Linked DNA regions of Homo sapiens: region 2 is linked to region 1. Evidence: read pairs that join two places in POLR2A ChIA-PET (ENCODE). Cell type or tissue: CD4-positive, alpha-beta T cell. All regions are shown on one strand. Each heading gives the region's core, and the rest is flanking DNA. Links, peaks and the distances in the headings are about the cores only. Region 1 overlaps DNM2 (dynamin 2). Region 2 overlaps DNM2 (dynamin 2).

Region 1 (9,958 bases), core at 4,611-8,610:
AGTTTATTATAGGGCTTCTTATCTGGGCTATTTATTTACTTATTTATTTTTGAGACAGAGTCTCACTCTGTCACCCAGGCTGGAGAGCCCTGGTGTGATCATGGCTCAGCACAGCCTTGACTTCCTGGGCTCAGGTCATTCTCCCACCTCAGCCTCCTAAGTAGCTGAGATTACGCACCACCACCATGCCCAGTTAATTTTTGTATTTTTTGTAGAGACAGGGTTTCACCATGTTTCCCAGGCTGGTCTCAAACTCCTGGGCTCCAGCAATCGACCCACCTTGGCCTCCTGCAAAGTATTGGGATTACAGGCATGAGCCACTGCGCCAGGCTTGGGCCCTGTTTATAATATACATTTGGAGGGCAATGGGAAGCCCAGAACATTCAAGCACAAGAAGGATTTTCATCAACAGCATCTGAAGGAGGTGGCACTGAGCTGAGCCAACCTCCACAGTGATGGCTGGGTGACAGTGAGGTTCCAGAGGTGCTATTTCCTAAGGGCCTCCTGGCTCCCATCCTTGCCAGGGCTCCCTCAAATAGCAGCCCACAAGGTGGCCCCTCTCCTGGGCCTGGATCTAATCAGAAGCATCCTGGTGTCTTGGGGGAAAATCCAAAATCCTCCCCTGGACCTGCAGGGCCCTCCTGGCGATGGGGCCTGGCCGCTGGCTCTCTTACCTCTACCTGCCTGGTCTGGTAGCCTTCCTTCCCTGGGTCCAATTCTCTGGGTCCCCCTGGCATCACCTGACTTCTTCAGGAAGATCTCTCCAGGCCACATTCCCAGCTCCCCTTTCCCATAGTCTATCCCCTACCCTCTCTTCCTACTCTCATCATCCTTGTGACAATTTGTTTAAGGACTCCACCTCCCCAGCCTGCAGGCTCTGAAACAGCAGGGGCTACAGCTGGTGCGGTCAAGGTCCTGGCCCAGAGGCCCAGCACTGGCCCTGGCTCTGAGAGAGCACCCCGTAGCTCTTCAGCGGGCCCCAGGGATGTCCCACCCAGGGCTGGGGCCACCCAGCCAGGGCGTACCCCGTTCACACACCAGGGCAAAGGCACACAGCAGGCAATACCCACCAGGTCACCAGCTGCTCAGTATAGTAACAGCTGGGGTAAGTGGGAAGGCCCAGGAATCCAGAGGAAAGAGTGGTCAAAGGAAAAACAGGAGAGATTGTGAGAAGGAACTGTGGATGAAGTGTGAGAAGCAGAGACATCAAGGTGAGGAAAACAGCAGCAAACCAAAGATGGGGACCAGCGCTGTGAGCCCACACACACCCGGCGGCCGGGAGCACAGGGCCGGGGGCTGCCACCCACAGGCAGGGGAGGCCCAGTCAGGGACTTCGGCTCATCTCTAGGAGGGGTTCTGATGAGGCCCTCATTCCTTCGTTTTCCTTCCTCCCTTCTCCTCACCTACCTGGTGCCCAGCACGGAACAGATCCTCAATCAGCTTTGTCAGGTGCACCGATAAATGTTGTATCTGGTGACTCCATAGCCTGAGATTTGGCTCTAGAGGCCCTCCCCTAGGAAGCCTGCCTGACCCCTCAAGGCAAGGCCCAGTGGCCGCCCTCTGGACACCCACAAGCCCTGCACGGCCCCGCCCAGCACTAAGCACACTACACCTTAACGCCCTGGGTCCCCATCGGTTCCCTGCATGTGGTCTTCCTCTGAGGGTGGGGAGCTGGGTGTGGGTTTGCCCACTGCTCTATCACAGGGCCCAGCGAGAGGGCATACCAGCGGCACCACCCGGCCTGCCTCAGGCAGGAAGGCCTGCGTGAGCCTCTCCAACAATCTGAGTGAGGCCTAAGCATGCCAAGGGGCTGAAGGAATCAGCGGGTGATGCCTGAGACCACGCACACTGAATCGACATCCTGCTGAAATCAGGGCTCCCCGATGTGGGCCCTCATCTGGGTGCCACGGAAGGTTCTGGTTTAAATCTACAGTGTATGCCTTGAAGCTAGGGAGACCCCAGGCAGCATTTCCCAAAGAGCAGCTTCCGGAGCCCTGAGCCCATGAGATGCTGTCCATGAAGTGGCAGAGTCTGGGAAAAGCTGCACACTGGTCGCTAAAGGCTCTGAGAAGTCCTGAAGGAGAGGGGGTGCAGCAGCTGGCTGGCTTCCCCCTCTCCCTGCAGATCTGAACATAGCACTGCCCTCTCCCTAAACTAACCATGGGGATGCCTCACAGAAGGCGTGTTGGTTGGGGACAGTGGACCACTATCAGCCCAGGAGAGCTTCCAGATATTCTCAGTTGGCTCTGCCTTCACCCCAGGACCCCCGACAGAGACTGTCTGACACCTGCCCTCTCAGAGAATCCCAACTCAGTCACCTCCTTGGATCTGAGAGTGAGGATTGGTGCCGCCCGACCAGCCAGTCTCTAAAAGTACCTACTTGGCAAACCCGATGAAGTCCTCATGGTTCGTGTTGATGTAGGACTGCTCAATGTCGATCAGCAGAAGAATCTGGGGGAGAGCGGGGGTCACTGTGAGTACAAGGCCAAGCCTGGCAAGGGGGGGCAGCGGCAAGAGCATTTCCTGGCCTTGCCAGCAGGGAAGGCGTGGGAACCAGGAGGCTTCCCAGACAGGAGAACAGGGGCTGGCGTCGCACTCCCCACACCCTCATAGGCAACAGAGCCTGGGACAACAGAGCACAGCCACGCAGCCCAATGTGCCAGTCACAGGCAGGGCCGCTGTCCCCAAGGTCTGGAGTCTTGATTGAGCCACTAATTGGCCGTGTGACCCTGGGCCTCACGTTACTGAGCTGTGGAATGGGGTGACAGGAGGCCCAACTGCCAAGGGTTTAATAATGTGCAGTTGTTTTTTTTGTTTTTTTTTTTTTTTTCTTCGAGACGGAGTCTTGCTCTGTCGCCCAGGCTGGAGTGCAGTGGGACAATCTTGGCTCACTGCAACCTCTGCCTCCTGGGTTCAAGCGATTCTCCTGCCTCAGCCTCCCAAATAGCTGGGATTACAGGTGCCTGCCACCACGCCCAGCTAATTTTTGTATTTTTAGTAGATACAGGGTTTCACTGAGTTGGTCAGGCTGGTCTCGAAATCCTGACCTCATGATCCGCCCGCCTCGGCCTCTCAAAGTGCTGGGATTACAAGCATGAGCCACTGCGCCTGGCTTTTTTTTTTTTTTTTTTTTGAGAAAAGAACTTACTGTCTCCCAGGCTGGAGTGCAGTAGAACAATCATAGCCTCAAACTCCTGGGCTCAAGCAACCCCCTGCCTCAGCGTCCCAAGATGCTGGGGTCGCAGGCATGTGCCACCACACCTGGCTGATTTTTCTTTTTTTGTAGAGGTGGGGTCTCACTATGTTGCCCAGACTGGTCCTGAACTCCTAGGCTCAAGTGATCCTCCTACCTTGGCCTCCCAAAGTGCTGGGATTACAGGTGTGAACCACTGCAAGCCACTGCCTTGTATTTTTTTCTTTTTCTTTTTTTTGGGAGACAGAGTCTCACTGTGTTACCCAGGCTGGCGTGCAATGGCGTAATCTCGGCTCACTGCAACCTCTGCCTCCTGGGTTCAAGCAATTCTCCTGCCTCAGTCTTCCGAGTAGCTGAGACCACAGGCGCACGCCACACCACCTGGCTAATTTTTTGTATTTTAGTAGAGACGGGTTTTCACCGTGTTGCCCAAGCTGGTCTCGAACTCCTGAGCTCAGGCAATCCACCTGCCTTGGCCTCCCAAAGTGCTAGGACTACAGGCGTGAGCCACCGTGTCCAGCCTGTAAAGTCTTTAGCGCCTGGCGTGTTCAAAGTGTTGCATTAAAACTGCGAAGCTAATTTGTCCAATTATGAACACTAAAATAAAACACACACGTGCACGTGCACGCGCGCACACACACACACGCTCAAGCTATCAAGCTAGAAAGGTCTCATGTGAGGAGCAGGGCTTATGAGTCCACTGCACTTGCTGAAACTCTCCCTCCCTCATCCTTCTTGTCTTTTGCCCAGGATGAAGTTGGTCTATGGGAACCATGGATCCAGGCAGCTCACTGGCTTGATTCCCATTTATAACAGGCCAGGCTGCTGGGGAGGAGGCGCTGGGATGCGCGTCACTGGACTCCCCTGGCCCTTGGCCAGTCACTTCCCCTCACTGCACCTCCAAGTTCCTGAGAATAAAGTAGGGCAAGGCACTCGGACCTGTCGCCTGCTGGAAAATGCCAGGGTGCTCCATCTGTGGGAGCGAGCGTGGCTGGTTTAGTAAGGCCTGAGTCTCCTCAACCCAGCGCTCTCAGATCCGGCCTGGCAGCATGGCAGGTGGGCACCAGGGGCTGTGGAAGGGCCGGCAGCATTCTTACCAACAGTAACAACAAAAAGAATCAGACTCTTCCAGACTTTTGATACAATTTCCAAGCTACAGCAGCTATGAGGCATAGGTGGACTGGTGCCCTGAGGGAGCAATTGGCCAAATCAAAACTGGGCGCCTCCCTGCAGGACAAATGAGCCCATTTCATCCCCATCAATGGCAAGGGGAGAGGGACCATTTTAAACAAAGTGACATAGCAAGCAAGGGCTTAATTAAGCTCTGGTTTCAACAAACAGTTGTAAAAAGAACACAGAGGACAACTGAGAGAAAGTGACTCAAAACAGATCTGGGAGCAGTGGCTCACACCTGTCATCCCAGCACTTTGGGAGGCTGAGGTGGGTGGATCATTTGAGCTAAGGAGTTCAAGACCAGCCTGGCCAACATGGCGAAACCTCATCTCTACTAAAAATACAAAAATTAGCCAGGCGTGGTAGCTCACGCCTATAGTCCCAGCTACTTGGGAGGCTGAGGCTGCGGCTGCAGGAGAGTATAAGGACGGCCCAGTGCTTCGTGGGTGACAGTCTCAGCTGAGGGGTAGGCAGCAACTTGGGGTGTGTGCTTGCATGCCTTTGCAAGAAAGCGTTAAATGTTAAAAAAAGAAAAAGCAGGCTGGGCGTGGTAGCTCACCCCTATAATCCCAGCACTTTGGGAGGCCAAGGCGGGCAGATCACCTGAGGTCAGGAGTTCAAGACCAGCCTGGCCAACATAGTGAAAATCTCTCTCTACTAAAAATACAAAAATTAGGTGGGTAAAGTGGCATGTGCCTGTAGTCCTGGCTACTTCGGAGGCTGAGGCATGAGAATCACTTGAACCTGGGAAGTGGAGGTGGCAGTGAGTCAAGATCGTGCCACTGCACCCCAGCCTGGGCGACAGAGCAAAACTCTGTCTCAAAAAAAAAAAAAAAAACAAAAAACCACAACACAAAAAGCACCCCAAACACCCTCCAGCAGGCAAGTGGAGGTCCTTGCTGTGCTCCATCCATTCCCTGGAAGATTGCTTAGTAATCAAGGCAGCAAACTACAGATACAACAAACAACACGCTTGGCTCCCAAATGCAGACGCCGAGGGGAGGGAGGGAGGGAAGAAGGGTGGCAGGAAGGGAGTCAAGAGTCAATGGGCCTTACGTTGTGGGAGTCCACTTGAAGGACTGTAGGATAGGGAGCGGGCTGGTGGTGGCCAGGGCCTGGGGATTTCCTTTGCTGCTTCTTTTTTAAGAGACGGGGTCTCGCTCTGTCTCCCAGGCTGGAGGGCGATGGCACGACCATAACTTACTGAAGCCTTGATCTTGTGGGCTCAAGGGATCCTCCCACCTCACCCTCCCAAGTAACTGGGACCACAGGCATGCGCCACCACGCCTGGCTAATTTTTTTATGTTTTCGTAGAGACAAGGTCTTGCTATGTTGCCCACGTTGGTCTCGAACTCCTGGGCTCAAGCAATCCTCCTGCCTGAGCCTCCCTAAGTGCTGGGATTACAGGCGTGAGTTACTACACCCAGCCTGGCCTGTGGGTTTTTGAGAGGTTGACTACAAAGGGGCATAGGGACAGGGATTTTAGGAGGTGACGGAACCGCTCTGTATCTTGATTGAGGTAAGGGTTACTTTGCCATATGCAGCTGTCAGCATGATAGGGACAGGGGTTTTAGGAGGTGACGGAACCGCTCTGTATCTTGATTGAGGTAAGGGTTACTTTGCCATATGCAGCTGTCAGCATGATAGGGACAGGGATTTTAGGAGGTGACGGAACCGCTCTGTATCTTGATTGAGGTAAGGGTTACTTTGCCATATGCAGCTGTCAGCATGCACAGAACAGTACACTTGACATTTACTGCATGTAAATTATACCCAATAAAGAAGACAAAAGGCCAGTACCTGGTCCTTCGTTCTCCCCTCCCGTTCCCGGATGTAAGTGGTGACGATTCGCTCTGTCTCCTCTCGCAACCGGGGGTAGGAACTGAGCTGGGGGAACAAGCAGAGTGGTCGCATTGGCGGGGTCCTCGTGGCACGGGAAGCAACATGAACCACACAGGTAGAAAATGCGGAGGGGGGTGGGGAATGAGATATGAGGGGGCCCACCGAGCCCACACCTTGCTCCTGGCCCCCAGTGAGTCCAGCTGGGAGCTAAGAGCAGAAGAGTGGGGGCACCGTGGACCGGAGACAGCAGGAGAGCAGAGCTGCTTTTCCAGCCAGTGACCGGGGGGCAGGAGGCAGGAGGCAACATGAAAGCAGAAAAGCAGGGGCATGTTTGCCATGCAGGGCTTCAGGGCACCCCCCTCTTGCCCAGCACTGGGTGAGAGCAGGAACCCTGAAGGGCCTCGCCAGCGTGAGTGAGTAGCGTCTGTTCTAGAATGGTAAGGCGGGTATCTGGGCCATCAGCCTCGATAGGAACTCCTTGCAGAGAACCACTCCTGATCACTGTATCTGTGGCACACACTCGCCAAATGCCCCCACCTCCCCAGGCTTCATCTGCAGCACCAACTTAACCAGACCTCATGCACAGGGGAGTCCCATCTTCTGCAGTGTGGGTCAAGTCCACGAGTCGGGGAAAATGGAATGGTTACTCTCAGGTGGCCTAGACTGTGAGAACATGCAGGGCTATACAGATGATGTGTTTCCTGTGTTTTGCTGTTTTGGTGCTGGCTGGGAAACCCCTTTCTCTAGGGGTTCCAGGAAAGGGCACTGCTTAGTAAATGCAATGCGTTTGGCAACAACAAAGGCTGACCGCCCCCACGGGCAGCCACAACCCACGTGTGATGCCACTCCCCCCATTCCATCTGCCAATGCAAGGTGGCGACATCTCTAAGTGACAACTGGTAGGCGGAAGGGGGTTCCTGCCGAGGCTGAATTTTCCAGATGCTCGGGTTGAGACTAACACATGGAGGGGGAGGACGGGGACAAATGCGGAGATGAGAACAAAACCTGTTACCTTCTCGGCACACTTTTTTATGACCGTGGCCAGCTCTGAGACCACGAGATCAACACACTTCAAACTCGGCTCTTTGAGTTTTACAATCTGTTTTTTCACAATGGCTTCAAAGGCCATGTCGGGGGTGAAGAGCCCCGTCCTGGGTCATGCGGAGGGCAGGATGAGGCAGAAAGACACCCAGGGACAGTGCAGGCCACACACGCAGGACAGGAGACAGAGAGAAGAGAAGAAACGAGAGTCATCTGATTAGTCCATGCATGGGGGAGCCTGCGCCCGCATTTGCCCCGGAAGCTGCTTCGGATCAAAGAGGTCTGGGGTTTGGGGGTGTGGGCTCGGTCTGGGGTGTAGTTACAGAAGGGCCACGGGGGGTTGTCATTGCACAGACAGACAGCCAAGGTGTGCGGAGTCCTCTAACATTCATGTCCATGACACCTGGCTCTAGGACGAGCGTTTTCCAACCTGTTTGGACTGTTTTCCCCCTCCCTTTTCTAATCGAAGAAGCTTAAGCAGCAAATGTGGGCTTTTCCAGACTAAGAACAGAGGGGCTCAAGCAGAAATTCCCTGGCAACCCGGAGCGCTGGGGACACTGTGGTCGCGCAAGCACAGACTGCCCACTGGGAGGCATTTCAGCTGCTTGGCCAAAGCGTGCTGCCCTGGGAACCAGGCCCGCGGCGTTGGCGCGGGTTGGGGGAGCCCGGCGCGTCCTGCTGAGTGGAGGCAGTGGCTCGTCGAGAGCGCATAGAGGCACTGTGACTAAGTGGATCCAAAAATGGGCTGCCCCTGGGGGACAGCGTGGGGTGCAGGGGGTGGGCAGGGGCACTTAGGACCCCAGCTGGCTCTCATGATGTCGCTGGCATTCAGGCCATTCCCGGAGCTGAGGGACAGAGAAGTCGGTGGCTCCAGGGAAGTCTGAGAATGCCGGGCATTGGTCAAGAAGGGGTGACAGCCAGGGAGCTTCAAGGAGCTCAGCCTCCAGCAGTTGACGCGGGGGGTCCCTCTCTGCTTCCCAGGAGGCAGCAAAGCAACAGCCCAGTGAAACCCCAATTTCATCAGACACATGCTAGGCTTGGTATCAGGGTCCCAGGGACAACTGTGCATCTGTCTGGCCAGTCCAGGAGGCCTGGCACTCCCCTGTGTGCCTGGGCCCAGGCCTACATGCTCCTGCCCCAGCCTCTGGGGAGAGGCCAAGTTCACGGACACAAAGCGATATGGGGAGAAAAGGCACCAGTGGGGGCCAATGAGGCGCTGGGAGCCTGATACCAAACCCCCGTACCCCCGTTTCCACAAGGTCAGGAGTCACCCTGCCGAGGGAGCAATACCTTACTGGTACACTGCCTAACTGTATTGATTAGCTCCTGGATAACCAGGTCGACACATTTCAGACAGGGCTCTTTCAGCTTGACGACCTGCTTTTTCACAATGGCCTCGAATGCCAAGTCCGGGGTGAAAAGCCCGGTCCTGAAACCGTCCAGACCCGGGGGCAGGGGAGATAAGTCAGAGAGAAACAAAGCATGGTCAGCAATTTCATTGGCCCTGGCCGGGTCCCCAACAAGGAATGAAGGTTGTGTCATGTGTGGGGTCGGATGCCTGAGTCCACTGCCCGGAAACCCTCAGGGTGACCCGAGGACCCCACGGCGATGGAAGGGCAGACACCTGGAGCAACTACCTTTGTTAGAATAAGGAGGGGACCCAAGAGGCTCACGAGGAAGCCATGATGGGGACTCATGCTGGCTTCCCAAAACCCTGATTCAGTGCCGCCCCGCCCCTCCCCAGGCAAATCTGCAGTGAGCATTCTTAGTTTAGCATGAGGTTCACACCAACCGACTGGGCAGGAACTAAGCCCTATTTGATCAGGAGCTGCAGACAGCCCTGAAGCCTGCAATGGACGCAGGACTAAGACACATCCACCCTCATGTGCCCTTGGAGACCCTCAGGGAGGGGCTCGCAGCTACAGAAAACCATCCAAGAGCCCTCTTAAGGCCTAACGATTAGGGACTCAGAGGTGTGGGTGACCCAATTAGCTGGGGGGTCGCACCACGGAGAGGAAGGAACAGTGGTGACTCTCCTCGTGGAACTTGCCTGACTCCATGGATGTTCTTAATGGCATAGCTGATCTCCCGTCGTAAGTCCTTCTCGTCAAACTCCATCTGAGAAGAGACAAACCAAGCACATGCATGGAGGCACCCGGGGCGCCCCCGTGGCAGGCGTGCATCTGGGGAACGTTCTCTCCCACGTGTGGCTATATTCACAAGGCAGAATATTTAACTCGTCAAAATTTTATTTAAAAAATTGAAAACTGGCCAGATACAGTGGCTCACACCTGTAATCTCAGCACTTTGGGAGGCCAAGGCAGGCAGATGGCTTGAGCCCAGGAGTTTGAGACCAGCCTGGGCAACATAGTGAGACCCCATCTCTACTAAAAATACAAAAATTGGCCAGGTGGGCTGGTGCACGCCTATAGTCCCAGCTACTCGGGAGGCTGAGGTGGGAGGATCATCCGAGCCCAGGAAGGTCGAAGCTGCAGTGAGCTGTGATTGCACCACTGCACTCCAGCCTGGGTGAAAGAGCAAGACCCTGTCTCAAAAAAAATAAAAATAAACAAACAAATTAATTAATTAAAACCCAGTTTCAGAAAGCATGACATGACACCAACTCTCTCATCATATTGGTGGGAATATAAATTCATGTAAACTTAGATTTTTCAGACTATCAGTATGCACCACCACACCCAGCTTTTT
Region 2 (9,958 bases), core at 2,419-6,418, 55 kb after region 1:
ATCCAGTATTTCCTTTCTGGACAAGATGGGCAGGTCAGGTAACCTCTTTGTGCCTCAGTTTCCCAATCTGTTATGTGGGAATGATGCCACCTGCCTCAGAGAGGAGGTGGAAGGGTTTGTGAAACTCTTACCATGATACCCAAAAGAGAACATTCGCCCCATCGAATCAAAGTAAAACTCAGGCTGAGCACAGTGGTTCGTGCCTATAATCCCAGCACCTTGGCACGCAATCTCTTGAGCCCAGGAGTTTGAAACCAGCCTGGGCAACATGATGAGACCCTGTCTCTACTACTAAAAAAAAAAAAAAAATTGGTTGAGTGCGGTGGCTCATGCCTGTAATCTCAGCACTTTGCGGGGCCGAGGCGGGCAGATCACCCGAGGTCAGGAGTTTGAGACCAGCTTGGCCAACATGGAGAAACTCCGTCTCTACTAAAAATACAAAAATTAGCCAGGCGTGGTGGTGGGCACCTGTAATCCCAGCTACTCGAGAGGCTGAGGCAGGAAAACCGCTTGAACCCAGGAGGCAGAGGTCACAGTGAGCTGAGATTGTGAGATCATGCCATTGCACTCCAGCCTGGGCAACAGAGTGAGACTGTCTCAAAAAAAAAAAAAACAAAAAACAAAAAAAAAGCCGGCACGGTTGCTCACACCTGTAATCCCGGCACTTTGGGAGACCGAGGCAGGTAGATCACCTGAGGTTGGGAGTTCGAGACCAGCCTGACCAACAGGGAGAAACCCCGTCTCTACTAAAAATACAAAATTAGCCAGGTGTGGTGCATGCCTGTAATCTCAGCTACTCGGGAGGCTGAGGTGGGAGAATCGCTTGAACCTGGGAGGCAGAGGTTACAGTCAGCCAAGATCACACCATTACACTCCTGCCTGGGCAATAAGAGTGAAACTCCATCTCAAAAAAACAAAAAGGAAAACTCGATACAATGTAAGAACATGACCCTCCTCTGCTCATAACATTTGACGGTTTGACAGTTCCCAAGTGCCCCCCATGGCCCTGTCACCTCCGTGCCCTCCTCCCCCACCACCCCCTCACTCCCTGCCTCCAGCCACATTGGTGGTCAAGAAACAGCAAAAAGGCCGGGCGTGGTAGCTCACACCTGTAATGCCAGCACTTTGGAAGGCCGAGGTGGGTGGATCACCTGAGGTCCAGAGTTCGAGAGCAGCCTGGCCAACATGGTGAAACCTTGTCTCTACTAAAAATACAGAAAAATTAGTGGGGTGTGGTGGCGTGTGCCTGTACTCCTAGCTGCTCAGGAGGCTGAGGCACGAGAATCGCTTGAACCTGGGAGGCAGAGGTTGCAGTGAGCCAAGATCATGCCACTGCACTCCAGCATAGGTCAGAGTGAGACTCCGTCTCAAAAAATGAAATAAAAAGAAACAGCAAGGAGGCCAGACATTGCTGTCGCAGGGCCTTTGCACATGCTGGCCTCCTGCTTCGAAAGACCATCTCATCTCCTCCAAGTATTTCCACAATCCTGGCTATCTCCGGTTACCAGGGACTCAACTCAGATGTCACCTCCTCAGAGAGGTCTGTCCCCTACTGATGCCCACCTCCCCTTCATGTTGCCCTGTTTTCCTTCTAAACACAGCACTGCCCACTAGTTGGTACTTTTCTGGTTTATTTGCACCTCTTTTTTCAGAGACAGGATCTCACTCTGTCATCCAGGCTGGAGTGCAGTGATGCAATCATAGCTGACTGCAGCCTCAAACTCCTGGGCTGAAGCGATCCTCCTCCCTCAGCCTCCTGAGTAGCTCGGACTACAGGCACTTGCCACCACGCCCAGCTAACTTTTTTTATTTGTGTTTTTCTGTAGTGATATGCTGCCTAGGCGATCCTCCCACCTCAGCCTCCCAAAGCCCTGGGATTTCAAGCGTGCCCAGCCTAATTGCTCATTTATCTAACAGTCCCAACTAGAATATCAACACCTTGAGGGCAGGGGTCTTAAGCGCCCTTTCCCCAGCACCCAGAAACATATTAATGCAGTGGTTTGGCAAGGACAGCCGACTCCCTGAGGGCAGTACTTTGTGGAATGAAAACCGATAATGACCTAAATGTCCACTGGCAGGGAACTGGCTAAATCAATCTTGGGAGCTAGTCCGGGGAGCAATGCAGGCTGCAGTGCCGAAGGTCAAGTGCGATGCACGGACTGGATTATGCGTGGGGGATGATGTCCTCCACTTCGGGTTTTTTTTCCGCACATCCCCATTTCCTGTGTATGGACAGCAGGCTTGAGGTCATGTGAGGTGTGCAAATGAAAAACTTGCTGTTTTATAGTCTCCAACGTGATTTGAATGTCAGGCTTTTATAACTTTTTTATAACTGTGATTGCAGGCCAGTGTTGACCTTGTAACTTTCAGCAGTACTGAGAAACCCCAAAGAAACTGGCCGGCCCAGCAGCATTTTCAAGAGTGACGGGGAAACTGCTCAAATGTGGGGTCCTGGAGCTCACAACTCCGCCCTCCTAGGGGTGTCCTCGGTGTCATCCTAACTGCTCCCCACTGCAAGGGGTGGCCTGAGTACCCCAGCCAGCCTGGTGAGTGCCAGCTGTGGGACCTTGTTAGCAAAGTCTCTCCCATCTTGCAACAGGTGTCCTGCTCTGTAAAACGGTTGTGGTGAGGACTGGAGGAGACAGTTCCAGTTGCCAGGGCAAAGTGAACGCTCACTGTGTCTGCAGCCCTTACAGGGTGGTCAGCCATGTATGGATTTCCAGCTCTGTACCACCCTGAGGGCCCAAGTGAACTAGAGGCAGGCAGCCGGGCACCACCCACAGTCTGCATTCCACAGCCAGCCTCCTGGAGCCCCTTCCTTCCAGGGGAGTAGGTAGTGACCTCCAGGCAAACACGTTCTAGTTCCCTCCACCCCGAGACTCTCCCGGGGTGATGGGGAGCCAGCCCATAAGGAAATATCCAGGCAGACTCAGTCCACAATGTCACAAGTGACAGGAACAGCCCGGACCCGTTCTTGAGGTCTTTGTCCCACCCCCACAGCGTATCTCTCGGCAGATCCTGCCTTGGATATCCAGACCCATCCCCTCCTCCTCTGTTTCGCTCTAATGTCCTGAGGCCAAGTCTCCCATCTCAGGGCAAAGCCTCCCCCAGGCTCCCTGCCCCACAGGCTTGGAAAACTGCAAGTCAGATCACACTGTGTGCCTGATTTTTAAAGAATTTTTTTTTTTTTTAGATGGAGTCTGGCTCTGTCACCCCAGCCGAAGTGTAGTGGCAGGATCTTGGCTCATTGCAACCTCCGCCTCCTGGGCTCAAGTGATTTTCCTGCCTCAGCCTCCTAAGCAGCTGGGACTACGGGCGTATGCTACCACGTCTGGCTAATTTTTGTATTTTTTTTTTTTTTCTGGAAACAGTCTCGCTCTGCTGCCCTGGCTGGAGTGCAATGGCGTGATCTTGGCTCACTGCAACCTTGCCTCCCGAGTTCAAGCAATTCTGCTGCCTCAGCCTCCCAAGTAGCTGGGACTACAGGCGCACGCCACCACACACGGCTAATTTTTTTTTTTTTTTTTTTTTTTTTTTTGAGACAGAGTCTCGCTTTGTCACCCAGGCTGGAGTGCAGTGGCGCAATCTCGGCTCACTGCAAGCTCCGCCTCCCGGGTTCATGCCATCCTCCTGCCTCAGCCTCCTGAGTAGCTGGGACTACAAGCACCCGCCACCACACCCGGCTAATTTTTTGTATTTTTAGTAGAGACGGAGTTTTACCATATTAGCCAGGATGGTCTCGATCTCCTGACCTTGTGATCCACCTGCCTCCGCCTCCCAAAGTGCTGGGATTACAGGTGTGAGCCACCACACCCAGCCACACCTGGCTAATTTTTGTATTTTTAGTAGAGACGGGGTTTTGCAAGGCTGGTCTCGAACTCATGACCTCAGATGATCCGCCTGCCTCAGCCTCCCAAAGATCTGGGATTACAGGTGTGAGCCACCATGCCTGGCCGCATGATGTTTTTTCTCACCCGAGCACCTGTGCTTCCTTCCCACCCCTCAGGCCCCCAGCTAGAGCATCAGCTCCACAGGACAGGGATCTCGTCTGTCTTGTTCACTGCCCTGCCTCCAGCACACTATCTGGCACACAGCAGGTGTTCAGCAAATGCTAGCTGCACGGCAAAAGAAGCTGGCATCACGGCCGGGCGTGGTGGCTCACACCTGTAATCCTAGTATTTTGGGAGGCCATGGCAGGCGGAACACCTGAGCTCAGGAGTTCAAGACCAGCCTGGGCAACATGATGAAACCTCGCCTCTACAAAAAATTAGCCGGGCGTGGTGGCACACGCCTGTGGTCCCAGCTACTTGAGAGGCTGAGGTGGGAGGATCACTTGAGCCCAGGAGGTTGAGGCTGCAGTCAGCGGAGACTGAGCCACTGCACCACAACCTGCATGACAGAGGGAGACTCTGTCTCAAAAAAAAAAAAAAAAAAGAAAGAAAAACAAGCTAGCATCTCCAGGGCACTGCACAAAGCTCCAGGCACACAGGGCCTTCTTCCACCTTCACAGGGCTCTGGCCAACCCTGTTTTGCAGATGGGGAAACCAAGGATAGAGAGATTAAGTCATCCGGTCTATTGGCACACAGCTAAGAGCAGCCCTCCTGACCAATGAGGCACCAATCCAACCTGCGTCTAATCTCCATCTGCCAGGCACCATCCCGGTCACCACACAGCACTTCCAGGGGCACACAAGGAAAGGAAACCTTGGACTCCAGAGACAGGAAGGCCAGGCTCAGCTTCCTCATGGGGACAACTGAGCAAGATCATTGGGTGAAGACTCTGCAGCCTGGCAGCTCAGCCACAGCCTCACGGCAGGAACTGAATGAAGGCTGCCACTTCCCCAGCCCTCAGTTTCTCTATGAAATTGGGATAACAGCACCTACACTATGGGGTTGTCAGCAGGACAAACCCAGGGTCTAGCACGCATAAGGCCCTATTCCACAGGACTAGTTCACTAGTTCATGAGGGTGACGGGGGTGGGAGTGAAGGATGTCAATGCCTGGCACCACAACAGGCACAGACCCTTCTTCTTGGCACCCCAGCAAAGAGCCTTGGCACAGCCTTTCCTGGTGGGCCTGGCAACATCACTCTAAATCCACTTCTGATGCAACATGGCACTCCCTTGCAGGGTATCCACCCTGAGCATAGCAGACACACAAGCCTGCGGACCCCCAAGTCTCTGGCAGGAGGGGAAAAACTAGAAATAACCTAAAAATTCAAGGGGGAGAGTGATCAGTGTTAGTGGGAGTAGGCTCGACCCAGGAATACTTGCAGCTATAAAAAAGCACAGGACTCTCTCATGATGCTGCAATCAAGCAAAAACAAAGAAAGAAAAAAAGAAAGAAGGAAAAGAAAGAAGGGTAGAGGAAAAAGAAAAGAACAAGAACAAAAAGGAAGGAAGGAAGGAAAGAAGGGAGGGAGGGAAAGAGGAAGGTAAAGAGGAAGGTAAAGAGGAAGGGAGGGAGGAAGGAAAAAGCACAGAACAAAAGAAATATTGGCCAGGCGTGGTGGCTCACGCCTGTAATCCCAGCACTTTGGGAGGCAGAGGCGGGTGGATCACAAGGTCAGGAGATAGAGACCATCCTGGCTAACACGGTGAAACCCCGTCTCTACTAAAAATACAAAAAAAATTAGCCGGGCATGGTGGCGGACACCTGTACTCCCAGCTACTTGGGAGGCTGAGGCAGGAGAATGGCGTGAACCCGGGAGGCGGAGCTTGCAGTGAGCCAAGATCGCGCCACTGCACTCCAGCCTGGGCGACAGAGCAAGACTCTGTCTCAAAAAAAAAAAAAAAAGAAAGAAATATTGGCCAATTTGGGGCTGAGCACAGTGGCTCATGCCTGTAATCTCAGCACTTTGGGAGGCCAAGATGAGAGGATCACTTGAGCCCAAGAGTTCAAGGCCAGCCTGGTCAATATAGCAAGACCCTACCTCTAGAAAAAATACAAAAATTAGTCGGGTGTGGCACACGCCTGTGGTCCCAGCTACTCGGGAGGCAGAGGTGGGAGGATCATGTGAGCCCAGGAGACAGAAGCTACAGTGAGCTATGATCATGCCACCACGTTTCCAGCCTGGGAGACAGAGCAAGACCGTGTCTCCAAAAAGAAAAGAAAAAAGAAAGAAAGAAAGTTGGAGACTTCAATACCCCACTTTCAATCATGGATGGATATCAGCATTGGTATCAGGCAAGAAAAATAATAATAATGGATGGAACAACCAAATAAAAGATAACAAGGAAATAGAAAATACGAAACCAATAAGACCTGACAGATGTGTACAGAACACTCCACCCAAGAGTAAAATACACATTCTTATCATGTGCATATGGAACATTCTCCAGGACACACCGTATTCGAGGCCAAGCCATAAAACATGACTCAATAATTTTAAAGAGATTGAAATCATACAAAGTAGTTCCTCCAACCACAGTGAAATGAAGTTAGAAATGAACACAAGAAAGATGTTTTTCAGAAATTCTCAAATATATAGAAATGAACATACTGCTAAATAACCTATGTATCAAAGAAGAAATCATAAGAGAAATGAGAAGATATGCTGAGATAAATGAAAATGAAAACACAACATATCAAAACTTATGGATGCAGCTAAAGCAGGTTTACAGGGAAATTCATAGATGTAAGCAACTGTATTTAAAAAGAAGGAAGATTTTGGCCGGGCGCGGTGGCTTACGCCTGTAATCCCCACACTTTTAAGAGGCCGAGGTGGGTGGATCACCTGAGGTCAGGAGTTTGAGACCAGCCTCACCAACATGGTGAAACCCCGTCTCCACCAAAAATACAAAAATTAGCCAGGCATGGTGGTGGGTGCCTGTAGTCCCAGCTACTCAGGAGGCTGAGGCACGAGGATGGCGTGAACCTGGGAGGCGGAGCTTGCAGTGAGCCAAGATCGTGCCACTGCACTCCAGCCTGGGCGACAGAGCGAGACTCCGTCTCAAAAAAAAAAAACAAAAAAAAGAGAAAGATTTCAAATACTTTCAGATTTCAATAATCTTCCACTTCAAGAACCTCAGAAAAGGAGGGTAAACCAAATCCAAAGAGAAAAGAAGGAAATAATTAGAGAAGAAATAAAGAGACTAAAAAAATGGAGAGAGAAGTTAACACCACCACAATTTGCTCTTTGAATAGATCAACCAAACTGACAAACCTTTAGCTAGATTAACCAAGAGAAAAAGAGATAAGACTCAAATTACAAAAATCAGAAATAAAGAGGAGACATCACTACCAACCTTTCAGAAATAAAAAAGATGATAAGGGAATACTATTCTAACAAATTAAATACACCCTAGATGAAATGGACAAATTCCTAGAAAGACCCAAATTACTGAAACTGACTCAAGAAGACACAGAAAAACTCAATAGATGTACAAGAAATTTAATTAGTATTCAAAAAACGTCCCACAAAGAAAAGTCCAGGCCCAGGTGGCTTCATTGGTGAATTCTTTTTTTTTTTTTTTTTTTTTTTTTTGAGAGAGAGAGAGAGTCTTGCTCTGTTGCCCAGGCTAGAGTGCAGTGGAGTGATCTCGGCTCACTGCAACCTTGCCCCCCAGGTTCAAGAGATTCTCGTGCCTCAGCCACCCAGAGTAGCTGGAATTACAGGCATGTGCCACTACACCCAGCTAATTTTTGTATTTTTAGTAGAGAAGGGGTTTCACCATGTTGGGCAGGCTGGTCTCATCAATTCCTGCCCTCAAGTGATCTGCCCGCCTCAGCCTCCCAAATGCTGGGATTACAGGCGTGCGCCACTGCACCCAACCAGCATGGATGAATCTTGAAAACATGATGCTAAATAAACAAAGCCACACACAAAAGGCCATATACTGTAAGATTCCATTTATAGGAAATATCCAAAATTGGCAAATTCACAGACAGAAAGGACATTAGTGGCTTCCAGGTGCTGGGGGAGGGAGGAACTGCTTCATATGTATGGGTTTAGGGGAAATGAAAGTGCTACAAAATCAGATAGTGGTGCTGGTTACACAACTGTGAATATACTAAAATCCACTGAATAGTATATTTCAAAAGGATTAGGTATTATGGTATGTGAATTATATTTCAATAAAAATATTTCAGGAAAATAAAACAGTACAGGAGTTCCCCATGTCCCCATAGAAGAACAAGGGAACACGTCCTTCTTTTATTTATTTATTTATTTTTGAGACGGAGTCTCGCTCTGTCGCCCAGGCTGGAGTGCAGTGGCGTGATCTCGGCTCACTGCAAGCTCCTCCTCCAGGATTCAAGCCATTCTCCTGCCTCAGCCTCCTGAGTAGCTGGGACTACAGTACAGGCGCCCGCTACCACGCCCCGCTAATCTTTTGTATTTTTAGTAGAGACGGGGTTTCACCGTGTTAGCCAGGATGGTCTCAATCTCCTGACCTCGTGATCCGCCCACCTCGGCCTCCCAAAGTGCTGGGATTACAGGCGTGAGTCACTGAGCCCAGCCTTTTTTTTTTTTTTTTGCGATGGAGTTTTGCTCTTGTTGCCCAGGCTGGAGTGCAACGGTGCGATCTCAGCTCACAGCAACCTCTGCCTCCTGGGTTCAGGCACTTCTCCTGCCTTAGCCTCCCAAGTAGCTGGGATTACAGGCACCCACCACCACGCCCAGCTAACTAACTTTTTTTTGTATTTTTCATAGAGATGGGGTTTTGCCATGTTGGCCAGGATGGTCTTCAACTCCTGACCTCAAGTGATCCACCCGCCTCAACCTCCCAAAGTGCTGGGATCACAGGCGTGAGCCACCACACCAGGCCAGGTCCTTCTTAAAGAGTAACAACCGCTGGGATCCCCAGGAAGGGCCTGGCCTCCAACTGTGGCCAGTCCTCATCCCACCCTCCTGTAGCCCTCCCTCCCCTGTTTTTTTTGTTTTGTCTGTTTTTGTTGACATGAGGTCTCACTATATTGCCCAGGCTGGTATCAAACTCCTGGGCTCAAGCAATCCTCCCACCTCAGCCTCCCAAAGTGCTGGGTCTATGGGCGTGAGCCACCATGCCCTGCCACCTCGTGCCCTTTGATACTGATCTCAATGAAAGTCTCCACTTCCTTTTTATTTATTTATTTATTTATTTATTTTTTGAGATGGAGTCTCGCTCTTTCACCCAAGCTGGAGTACAGCGGCGTGATCTTGGCTCACTGCAACCTCCACCTCCCAGCCTCAGATGATCTGCCCACCTCGGCCTTCCAAAGTGCTGGGATTACAAGCATGAGCCACCACGTCCGGCCTACTTCCTTCTGTTGTGAGACTAATGCTTGTCTCCTCTGCCAGGCCTAACTCCTCTTGGTGGCAACCAGGCCTGTTTGACTCCAGAAGGGTGGCAGTTCAGGTCAGAGCCTGGCACAGAGCAGGCTCAGCAGACATTGCTGAGTGGGTCTTGCTCAGTGATTGACAAGTACATCAATGAGTGCATCCCGAGAGGGAGATGGGTGCCCCGATTACCTATCGCATGCCAGGCACCATGCAAGGGACTGCGCTACAGCCAGGGGCACCGCCCTACCATGGGGCATTCCCCTTCTAGTGGGGGGAGACAGAAAGAGAAATCAAACAAATAGGCCGGGTGCGGTGGCTCATGCCTGTAATCACAGCACTTTGGGAGGCCAAGGCTGGCAGATCACCTGAAGTCAGCAGTTCGAGATCAGCCTGGCCAACATAGTGAAACCTCGTCTCTACTAAAAATACAAAAATATACGGGCATGTTGACGTGCGCCTGTAATCCCAGCTACTTGGGAGGCTGAGGCAGGAGAATCGCTTGAACCCGGGAAGCAGAGGTTGCAGTGAGCCAAGATCGCCACTCCACTCCAGCCTGGGAGTCAGAGCAAGACTCCACCCCAAAAAAAGAAAACAAGAAACCAAACGCATAGGTGGAACAATGACAGGAATGACAAGTGGTTCCAAGAAAAATTAAGCAGGGGAAGGGGACAGAGAGAACAGGGTGGGGCGTTTGAG

The links. Peaks named below come from ENCODE experiments on the same cell type or tissue, not always from the same donor. Only the 100,000 strongest peaks of a DNase experiment are listed, where the experiment ranks them.
Region 2: POLR2A ChIA-PET joins it to region 1 with 6 read pairs; 8 of 35 experiments call an interaction of 5 or more read pairs at or near these places.

The regions. Positions count from the first base shown.
Region 1 is chr19:10,794,781-10,804,738 of GRCh38, reverse strand. It overlaps DNM2 (dynamin 2), which reads right to left. Exons shown (of 21, transcript NM_001005361.3): 9 at 9,300-9,367; 10 at 7,221-7,359; 11 at 6,167-6,253; 12 at 2,381-2,451. Among named protein-coding and RNA genes, the nearest start is that of MIR199A1, 18 kb to the left of the region's middle. In CD4-positive, alpha-beta T cell, for the core only: no CTCF peak of the experiment used is centred there; DNase peaks (open chromatin) are centred at 6,888, 7,518 and 7,857; H3K4me3 peaks cover 1,245 bases; H3K27ac peaks cover 2,441 bases.
Region 2 is chr19:10,737,390-10,747,347 of GRCh38, reverse strand. The region is part of intron 1 of DNM2 (dynamin 2); the gene reads right to left. Among named protein-coding and RNA genes, the nearest start is that of MIR638, 24 kb to the right of the region's middle. RefSeq lists a silencer at 8,338-8,407. In CD4-positive, alpha-beta T cell, for the core only: no CTCF peak of the experiment used is centred there; no DNase peak of the experiment used is centred there.